Linked DNA regions of Homo sapiens: region 1 is linked to region 2. The links are chromatin contacts, found by Hi-C or POLR2A ChIA-PET in ENCODE. All regions are on one chromosome and are shown on one strand. The core of a region is the stretch at or near the end of the contact, and the rest is flanking DNA. Distances in the headings are between cores, read along the strand shown. Region 1 has its middle 23 kb from the start of BCL10. Region 2 holds the start of SSX2IP (SSX family member 2 interacting protein).

Evidence for each region. A loop is a pair of places that touch in the nucleus more often than their neighbours do. ChIA-PET counts read pairs that join two places held with the same protein, here RNA polymerase II (POLR2A). Pooled maps may share reads with other maps.
Region 1: a pooled map shows a loop between it and region 2 (7-fold over the local background). The contact joins the enhancer-like site here to the promoter of SSX2IP in region 2. A Hi-C loop is called at or near these places in 1 of 168 maps with a recorded cell type or tissue (CD14-positive monocyte) and 5 of 50 pooled maps. POLR2A ChIA-PET finds 5 or more read pairs at or near these places in 1 of 52 experiments (HEK293T).

Annotation. Positions count from the first base shown.
Region 1 is chr1:85,296,524-85,302,253 of GRCh38, reverse strand. No RefSeq gene overlaps it. Among named protein-coding and RNA genes, the nearest start is that of BCL10, 23 kb to the right of the region's middle. Within about 2 kb of position 4,138, at least 24 of the 41 ENCODE cell types and tissues checked have a DNase peak (open chromatin) inside an H3K27ac peak, as active enhancers do.
Region 2 is chr1:84,688,050-84,693,011 of GRCh38, reverse strand. SSX2IP (SSX family member 2 interacting protein) reads left to right here and starts at 2,551. Exons shown (of 14, transcript NM_001166293.2): 1 at 2,551-2,641. RefSeq lists a silencer at 2,340-3,099.

The sequences.
Region 1 (5,730 bases), core at 2,889-5,388, 610 kb before region 2:
AACCAGCCCTGTGCCTGGGGGTTGGGAGAGGAGTGATAGAAGGGGTAGGAATGGGAAGTAAAATACCTAGGAAACCCTGCCTATTAGGGAACTGTGTCTGAAAGCTTTTTATCAGAAAACCAGTGTGTATGACAATGATGACGGTGACCACGAGCGTGATGTGGGGCCATGCGTGGTATCAGGAGAAAGTGATCATGATCCATCCCTCAGGACAGCCAGCAATGAGGAAAGATGAACTAAAACCCTCACTGGTTGTTTAAAGAAAATACAGATTTAGTTCTTGCTGGAGGAGCTGCTTATTTGTGGTTGACCTTATATTTGCAAAAACCAGGATGCATATTAAAAGAACATGTCAGGCTTTTGTAAAAAAATTTTATTTTGAACTTGTCTGAGACTTGCAGAAGAGTTGCAAAAATAGTACAAAGAGTTATATATATCCCTCATCACGTTCCACTAATGAAAACATCTTACATGACCATAGGATAATGATCAAGAACGAGAAACTAACATTGATACAGTATTATTGACTACACCACAGGCCTTATTTGAATTCCACCACTTTTTCTGCTAATGTCCTTTTTCTGTTCCAGAATCCTAACCAGGACCCCACATTACATTTAGTTGTCATGTCTTCTCATCCACTCCAGTCTGGAACAGTTCCTCAGTCTTTCATGAACTTGACACCCTCGAAGAGTACTGGTCAATTCTTTTGTAGATTGTCTCTTCATTTTGTAGAATGTTTTCTTATGATTGGAATCATGTTATGCATTTTTGGCAAGAATATCACAAAACTGATATTGTGTTCTTCTCATCACATCAAAGTGTTCATAATGTTGATGTGTCATTACTGGAGATGTTTACATTCATCACTTGGTTAAGCTGGTGTCTGCTGAGTTCTCCACTGTAAACATAACTATCTTTCCATTTGTAGTTAGTAAGTAGTTTGGGTGCAATATTTAGATTTTTAACAATCCATTATTTTCTATTGATCATCCTTCTTAACCTCTGCAGGTGTCTGATTCTCCAGTGTAGTATTCTGGTTAGCTTGAGTAGGTCACAGCCCCTTGACCCCAGATTGTCTTGAGGTCAATGGTTTTAGCAATGCCCAATAAATATTCAATGGGTATAGGTGGAAAGTTCCACATGAGACATAACCATAAATGCAATGTACAAGCCTTGTCTGGATCTTGGTTCAAATAAACCAATTATAAAAAGACATGTATAGCAAATTTTAATATAGATAGGATATTGAATGATACTAAGAAATTATTGTTATTTGCGTTAGTGTGATCATGGCATTATGATTATATTAAAAATATCTTTTTCTCATAGAAATATATAGTGAAGTATTTACAGTAAAAGTGATATGATAACAGGGATTTGTTTAAAATAATCCAGGGAAAAAATATGTGGAGAGACACATGATGAGAGAGTGGCAAATGCTGATCACTATTGAGGCAAATAATTGGCACATGGGGTTCCGTTATATTTTTCTAGTTCTGTGTATTTTTTTAATTCCCAAGGTAAAAAGTAGAGGTTTAGATAAATTAAAAAGTGATTTATCTCAGCTAATCTGCCTCAGAAAATACCACACTCATATATGAGTGTAATTTTATTCTGCATTCTGTGAAAACTGGACACTTCCCATACTACAACAAAAGCAAAAAATGATCCCATTCTCAGGATCTGGGTGATTGCTTGCTTTGGGTTCCCAGCCCGGATGACACTCCCCTTTTGGTGGCTTTTTCTCAGGGGCACTCTTTCATCCTTGTCTTCAGTAAGTATTCACCTTTCTTGCTGCTAACTCCTTTCTTTTTTTACCTTTTTCTTTTTTTATAGAGAGATAAGGTCTTGCTGTGTCACCCAGGCTAGAGTGCAGTGGTGTGATTACAGCTCCCTGCAGTCTCAATCTCCTGGGCTCAAGTGATCTTCCCACCTCAGCCTTCGGAGTAGCTGAGACTACAGGCACATGCCACCACACCCAGTGAATTTTTTTTCTGTATAGACAGTATCCTCCTACATTGCCCAGGCTGGTCTTGAACTCCTGGCCTCAAGGAATCCTCTCACCTCAACCTCCCAAATTGCTGGGATGGCAGGCATGAGCCACTGCGACCATCCACCAACTCCTTTAATTCATCTTAATGTTTGTCCTGTTCCTTCTAGAGATTTCAGAGGTCATTTGACCCCAGAGTTGGATTGGGTAGGAAAGTTAGCCTCTTTGAGGCTCAAATTCTTTATTTATAAAATGAGGCTACCATAGACCTACCACACGGGTCATGAAGAGAACTGCAGAGGATAACATGCATGCTCCTATTCTGTGCAGGTGTGGTACATTGGGGGTGCTCAAGAAATAGAACTTTTCTTCCGCTGTGGTCATGCCTGCCCCAGAAAACCCTAGAAAAGGCCCCAGTCCTGGCACAGCAAGACATTTAGGACCCAAAACCTGGACACGAGACCTGGACAATGTGACTTTGCTGAGTGGCAGAATTGTTGCCTCACTCGGTAGCATAAGTTGTTTTGGAATTTGATGTGGTTAGAGATATAAACGGCAATAATCTGACAATTCTATGCTCTTTCTGACCTGGCAGATATCTCTGAGACCACCGTAGATGATTGTGCAGTACATATACCTGTGATACACAGGTGCACATGGTGGTCCCAGACATCTGCCCCCCCAGATGTAACTCACTTCCTGCCTTCCTCTCTCTATCCCCCTCTATTCTTTCCCATCCTTTTTCCTCTTTTCATCCTTTCATGTAAATGGAAATCACAGTAACACTCTGAGGTTGTAACGTAGGTCAAAGTAGATGTGTCTAAAAGTGCTTTAACTCTAAAATGCTATATAGAAAGTTATGCTTTATTGTTTCATTTTTCAGAGCAAGAACTATTAAATATGTGTTAGATGCCATCAGTTAAAGTGCTGGGTTGGTTTATTTGGTGGGTTTTGGTTCTAGTTGCTGTGCACATTCCAGTCCCTAAGGCAATCAGTGGTATTTTGAGAACCTAGCTGGCATCCCTGCATGACTGGGATAGAGACATACTCTCCCGAGTGGTGACCCTCCTCCTGGAGCATGCTAGCTAGTTCTGCACAGGTGAGAAGTGGCTCAACTATAAATTAACACCTGGCATTCAGTGTGTCTGCCCTTGTAATTCTTGGTGTGGGGATTGTATCAGAAACCATACGTGTTTCCTTTGTCCTGACATACAAGACTTGTCTCTCCAGATTGGCAGGTACACAGGCCTCTGGCTGAACCCCAATTTCAACAACTCTGGAAGACCCTTTGAGGTGCTCCCCAGGACGCTGTTGGAGTCTCAGTAATAGGATTTCACTTCCCACCCTGATTTCTGAACCTATTGAGGAATAAGATAAAAGACCAAGTGGTTAGAGGCCAAAATATCACATTCACCATTGATAAAGTTTAGGTTGGAAGGCCCAGCTTGTATCTCTTGGCAAATGGAACCTGAGTTTTAGGCGCAACCCTTTCATGGGAGTGCTGGGCCAGGGAAAGCTTCCACCCTGGCCAGGGCCTACCTGGAGGAGCTGAGCAGAGCCTGTGCTCACAGCACATGAGTGCTCCCAGGAGGAGGACATAAGGTTTTGAGCCACGCTCCCAGTTTTTCCTCCCAAATTCACCAGGTACAGAAGGAACTCTGACAGGGACCAGTGCTAGCCAAGAACTGTTCCTCTCCCACAAAGTCTTCTCAGGGCAAAATGTTTATAGAGTGACAAGTTCCCTCAAGAGGAACATCTGGTCACCCTCTAATCTATGCTGTTCTGACAGAATAACTAAAACACGCTCTTCCATGCCCTGTCTGGTGTTTACCACAAACCAAAGCTATGTGCTGGCATTCACACCTCCCACCACTGCAGTCACTTCTTCCGTTTACCTAGCATCCAGCACCCACTCATCACCCGCTCTAGTCTGACGGCCCACAGGGTATTGTGGCTGGAGCCTAGCATTTCCTTTTCAACTGTTTAAGGGATGCAACCTGCTTCTCTTTTGTTCTTACACAGACGCATTCTATGGGCAGCTTCCGTATCTTTGGACCTCAGTGTCATTAAGTATCACATGGCCTCACAACAATAAATGGAAAACCTAATCCTCGTGTATGTGTTTTTAAAAGTCCGTTCCATTTAAATGAGTCATACCATTAAGTCAACACACAGTTTCGCTTTAAACCCTAAGTCACTTACATAAATCCCCAGGGGTTCACTGTGACCCTGTGTAAGGCTTCTTCCTTTTCTGTAAACTTTCGTTCTTGGATTACACATTTCCAGGGATGACTGCCAACTCCTTCTTTTGCCTTCAGTCCTCTGAGAGTGTGTGTGCGTGTGTGTGTGTATTTTATGTCTGCATCCTGGTCCTCCAAATAAAAGCCACCTTTCCTGTTTTCTCAGCGACTTGAATCAATTCCAGTTTTCCATTTTCCCATTAGTGTTTGGTGTGTGTGCTTTGCTGGATTGGTCAAAGAAGCTCCCCACTCTGCAGAATTTTTGAAGGCTCCTAAGGTAGAGAGCATTACATTGGAAAGAAATGGAGCTTTCTGATTCTTCAGAGACTCAGCCTTCTCCTCTGAGGACCCAGCTGCTGGTCAGGTGTTTAGGAGAACCCAGCAGGCAGTCTATGCTTCCATGGTCTTCCCAATAACACTTTATGCTTCCTTCTACTAAGTACAACCATCTATATTTTAATGACTTGTCTTTCTCCTTCCCTGCTCTGTGAATTTCTCCAAGGCAAAAACTCTGTCCTAGCCAGTTATGATGGCTCACGCCTATAATCCGAGCTACTCAAGAGGCCAATCACTTGAGGCCAGGTGTTCAAAACCAGCCTTGGCAACATAGTGGGGCCCTCATCTCAAAAAAAGAAAAGAGAAAAAAAGGCCTGTGTTCTATTCTTCTTTTGATCCATTTCAGTTAGCTCCTGACTCTTAGTGCCAGCTCAGTTAGTATTTGAGAAAAGGTAAAGGAAAAGAAAGAAGCAAGGGAGGCCAGAAGGGAGACAGGTTCCAGCACCCTTGAATATGCTGGCACTCCCTCTAGAAAGCTGCTCCTACATGTTTCTCTGTGGTCGGCTCCTCCTCTCTCTCTCATTCCTATGTCCATTCAGCATCACCCCCTCAGAATGTCCTTTCCTGACATCCTTCTTAAAGAAGCCACCACACAGTCATTCTCTATTTTACTTTCCTGTTTTATTTACTTCATAGCTGTTTGTGATCTGAAATTATTTAACTGTATGTTTATTTATTGTCTGACTCCCTCCACTATGATGTAAGCTCCATGAGGTACAATAGTTTTAGGATCTTAAATAGTGCCTAGCACATGATAAGTGCCTAACAAGAGTCAATTGAGGCTGGGTGCAGTGGCTCACTCCTGTAGTCCCAGCACTTTGGGAGACCAAGGCCAGTGGATCACCTGAGAACAGGAGTTTGAGATGAGCCTGACCAACATGGTGAAACCCCATCTCTACTAAAAATACAAAATTAGCCGGGCATGGTGTTGGGTGCCTGTAATCCCAGCTACTTGGGAGGCTGAGGCGGGAGAATCGCTTGAATCCAGGAGGTGGAGGTTGCAGTGAGCTGAGATCATGCCACTGCACTGCAGCCTGGGCAACAAGAGTGAAACTCAGTCTCCAAAAAAAAAAGGCCGGGCACGATGGCTTATGCCTGTAATCCCAGCACTTTGGGAGGCTGAGGCAGGTGGATCACCTGAGGTCGGGAGTTCGAGACCAG
Region 2 (4,962 bases), core at 1,302-3,801:
TAGCTTTCTGCCTATCTCAGCTTTCAAGATGCCTTCCTCACTAAGCTTAATCATTTCTAGCGTTTGATTTAAAGTGAGAGATATGTGACTCTTCCCTTCATTTGAACACTTAGAGGCCATTGTAGGGTTATTTATTGGCCTAATTTTAATATTGCTGTGTCTTAGGGAGTAGGGAGGCCCAAGGAGAGGGAGAGAGATGATCAGCCAGTCAGTGGAGCAGTCAACATATACATTGAATTGGCTGTCTTATAAGGGTGCAGTTTGCGGCACCCCCAAAATAATACAATAGTGACATCACAGATCACCGTAACATATTTAATGGAAAAGTCTGAAATATTTCAAAAATTACCGAAATGTGACAGAGACACCAAGTGAACACATGCTCTTAGAAAAAATGGTGCCACTAGACTTGCTCAATGCAGGGTTGAGCAACAAACCTTTATTAAAAAAAAATACAGTGCCTGTAAAGTGCAATAAATTGAAGTATAAAACGAGGTACGCATGTATTTTTCTTGCTTTTCTCTCGTGGTTGCAGAATATGCTGCCACAGCTCCAAACATGTCTGGCTTACTGGAGGATGTCCAAGGCAAGAAGGAAAAAACTTGTCCTTAGTCTGTCAGGATAAAATCCTTCCCCTGAAGCTCCTCATCCCCCACTCCCCATTATGGACTGAGCAGAATTAGGTCATATTTTTAGCCCCTTAACCAGTTATTGGTTAACAAAGAGGGACAGAGTACAAAGAGGTTTAGACCAGTGGTTTTCAAAGATCTGCTGAACCTTGGGGCGGCAAGTTTCCAAGACCCTTCCAGGGAGTCTGCAAAGTCAAAACTATTTTTGTTATAATACTAAGATATTATTTGCCTTTTTCCCTCTCATTATGAGTGCACAGTAGAGTTTTCCAGACGCTACCTGAAATAGCACAACAGATCGAATGCACAAACAGATATGAAAATCCAAATGCCTTCTATTAAGCAAGACATTAAAGATATGGGCAAAATTTTAAAGTAACACCATTCTTTTAACTAATTTTTTGAAAATAGTTATTTTTAATTAAAATGCGCTATTTGACATTTTTATTTTTATTCATTATTATTTTAAAAAATAGCAATTTTTAAATTTCTGTTTTAATATTAATAGCTGTAACCAACATAAAGAAAAGTTCTTGGGGCTCTCAATAATTTTACAAGTGGAAAGCGGTCTTGAGACCAAAAGATTGAGACCGCTGGTTTATTCAGGCAGATCTTATTCCTTTCCCGGGGTTGCTGAGGTCAGAGCTAAACTTCCCAGAGCTCAACTAAGCTTGGTTCAAACCTTTTAAAAATGTAACTGTTAATGGTAACGCCACCTGGGCTCAACAGCAGCTAGACGGGCCTCTGATTGCTTGGCCAAAGGAAAAGAGGAGGATTTCGTTGGGCCCTGAAGTTGTCACCGTGGCGTGCTTCTTCTGGCCCTGATCTTTCATCCAGGATTGGGGATACGTGCATGCAAACTGGGAGGTGGACATTCCTCCCGCTCTTGTTTTTCAGTGTTAGCATCTTCACTCATACTGTTTTGGTTTCAAAGTGCTCTCAGGAGTCTCCTTAAAACACCAAACCTGTTTTTCGCCTTTTGAATAAATCCCTTGGCTTCACCAAAACTAAACAAAACAAAAATCAAAGAACATCTTTGTGTAACCTATATGCCTGTGATTTCTCCATCTGATCTCCTTTCTCTGGCCTCTTTTCTTTTCTTCCCCAGTGAATTTTAGGCTGCCATGAAACCAGGGAGGAGACAGCCTGACCCTGGCCACGGGTGCAGCAGGCATACATTTTCATCGCACATACTTTGTCGAGTGGGTGTAAGACATTTTTGCATAAACTGAGTTCACGAATGCTATTTCTTAGTCTTTCCTTTGCCCGCGGTCTTCTGCCCAGATCCATTTCTTCGCCCTAATTTTACATATAACTTTCTCCCGGCTGGATTGTTTGCATCCACGACTCCCGACGCTTGAACCTCCCGTTCCTTGGACCTGACCTAATTCTAGGTGCCCGCAGTTTATTTCTCCACTTTGGCAAACGCACGTGGCTCTCCTGGAAGCTTCACTTTTGCTGCTAGGCTGGGTGTTGGGGTTCAGTGGGGCTCGGAAAACGTGCTCTAAAGTAGCCACGACCCCGGTCCCTGCAGAGTCCCGGCCCCCACAGAGCCCCGGCCCCGGACGCTGCAGGCGTCAGAAGGGGGCGGGGAGCAGAAAACGGCCGGGTGAATCACTGGGCGTAACAGGTGCCGCAGCCGCAGCTGCGCCCGCAGCGCGCGCGGACCGCAGGGATAAGGTCTTCTTTTTCTCCGGGTTTTTTTGGAGGTAAGGAGGAGACTACCGAGGCCCCCACCCGACCAATGCAGGCCACGGTTGTTCATCGCCTAGCAACTGGCGGAGCCAATGGGAGGCGGCGGGGCCTGCGGCGCCGGCGCGCGGGGGCGGGGTGGGAACCTCGGAAACCTGCGGAGGCCGGGAGGCGGCTGCAAGGGGCGGGGAAGGCGGGAGCCCGCAGCGGAGGAGGGGCCGCGGGCGGGAGGCGCTGCGAGGCGCTGCTGGCCCTCGGGCTGCGGGAGCCGGGCTAGGACGCCGAGCGGTGACTCCCCGCCGCTCCCGGGGGCCGTGACGGTGAGCAGCAGCGCCTCGCGTCGGGGATTGTGACGCGCCCCGCCAGGGAGGGGCGGGCGGGGGTGGGCGCCGGCAAGGGGCGGGCGCGCGCGGAGGTGAGAGCCGGCACCTGGCTCAGCGCCCCGTTGTTCGGCGGGAGGCTCCGCGCGGCTGTTGGGGCCGTTGCAGGGTGCGGGCGAGCGTCGACCCGGGCCGCTCCTGGAGGAGGAGGTGGGAGGTAGGTGCTGGCCCCGGGACCGCTCTCGCTGGCGTTCGCGGAGCTGCGCCTGCGGAGCGCTCTGACCCGGGGAGCCCCAAACCCTCTCTGGGATGGAGCAAGGTTGGCGCCCGGCGTTGGGGGACGAGCAGCGCGGGGACGTGGGGGAGGAGGGGATGGCCGATTTGGGGCTGCAGAGTCTCAGCAGCGGCCGTGGGGCATGCGGGGTTTGGCGATTTGCTAGTGCAGCCGCAAGAGGCAGTCTTTAAAACGAGTTATTGGGTGGCCGCTGCAGTGGAAGAGAACCCCGATAGTGGTCTAGTAAAAAGTCTAGGGGAAGAATTTACATCATCCAAGAGGCAGGCATGTGTGAAAATACTTTGGTTTATAATTTTATCATGAAAATACTTTGGTTTAGAATTTTATAGTCAACGACAGTAAACTGAATTGTGAGCTCCCTGCACATTTTTTGAGCCTATGCTGATTGCCCAGTTAGGCATATCGCTTGGGCCCAGGACATAGAATATACTAATTTGCTGTCTGCACGTATAATGTAGGAATTTTTAGATTATTACCCAGTTTCAGGACCCATAGTTGTAAATGCCAAACTGCGATTACTAGCAACGCTGATAAAGTTCTTGAATCTGAGAGAATTGAGATTTCTCTTTTCTGGACGCTGTAATAGGTTGAGGATTAGAAAAGAAGGTGATTTAGAAGTGTAAGGGTGGAGGCTTCTTGAACTTCCTGGGCTTTCTAACAATTCAGATTAGAGTCAAGGTGTAGAGTTAGCTGTGGGTGATGGATGTCATGGACCTTTTCATGGTTCATGGGGGTTTGGCTTACTGTGGGGTAGAAGAAAATTCTGGTGATCCTACAGTTTGATCCTGAACTAGAAAGGTTGGTATGAGTTGACTCATTTAGGAGAGTGAATAAAATTTGTAAAGAATTAGAAATTTGGAGAGGAAAGAAATGCCTTTAAAGTTCACGTCAAGCTATTTTGAAATTTAGAAGTTAGAGGTAGATTTATGAATTTGGATCCAGTCGGCAAAACTTGATCCATCAGATCTCTTATCCTAAAACTATCAACCTACAGGCTTAGGAAGCTTAGGTTATTCATTCACACTAAACAAGTAAGGAAAGCTAATAGCTAATTTAACACTCTGTTCTGCCTGCTGTTAATGAAGGTTTCTCAAACAAAACGGTTCTTTGAGAAGAGGGTTAGGAACTGATAATTAAAACGAAGGCTCTTTTAGTGACTGGCTGAACCTCTTAGGCCAAGTCATTTTGTACTCTTCCTTCCCTTCTCTTTCCCCAACTGTACAGGGAAGATAAAAAGCTCATGGATTACGTAACATGGGTGAGGCAGCTTGAAGATAACTGTGAAGACTTAGTTATTCTAGGATGAAATGTGGAGATCTCATAACACATTGTGCCTTGTGACAAGACTTGTTAAAGCACATTATGTTCTAAACATAATGAGGCAGATATATGAGAAAACTAAAATGTTACGCTGAAATTGTTTGCTAAAGACCTCAAGTCCAGCACAGTGTCCAATTGTATACTTGGGATCTCCTAGTACTTGACAGTCTGCTTTTTGGCCAAAGCAGGCCGTGACACCGGTTTTATAAAGTAGGCGTTTGAGTGCCTTTTATGTAGTATACCCCTAGAGAAATTAGGTGCATGAAAAGACACCGCCCCCAAATTGTGTGATTTTAATTCATTTAACATGCTTAAATTGGATCGATTTCAAAGATTTTTAAGTTATTTTTTCCATATCTTTTACAATAGCTGTGAATATGCCTTACTGGTTTCACCATTTGCTCATGACGCAAAGAGGTTTTGATACGATGTGGGTTTGTTTTGTGGCTTTGGTAATGGTGATATGGTTAGCTAGTAGTGAAGGTACAAGTTATCTTGAATTCACGAGTTTATGGGATGAGATAGAATAGAGAAATGCACCATTCATTAGTAGTAATGAAAAACATCCTAGAATTGTGCCTTTTGATTGTGGGCCAATGTTTTATGTAGTACCAGCAGATTTACTGAATTATTCTTTAGTAATTCTTTCAATAAACATTCATTAAACGCTTAGTAAGCTGCTACTTGCCTGACCTGAGGATAAAAA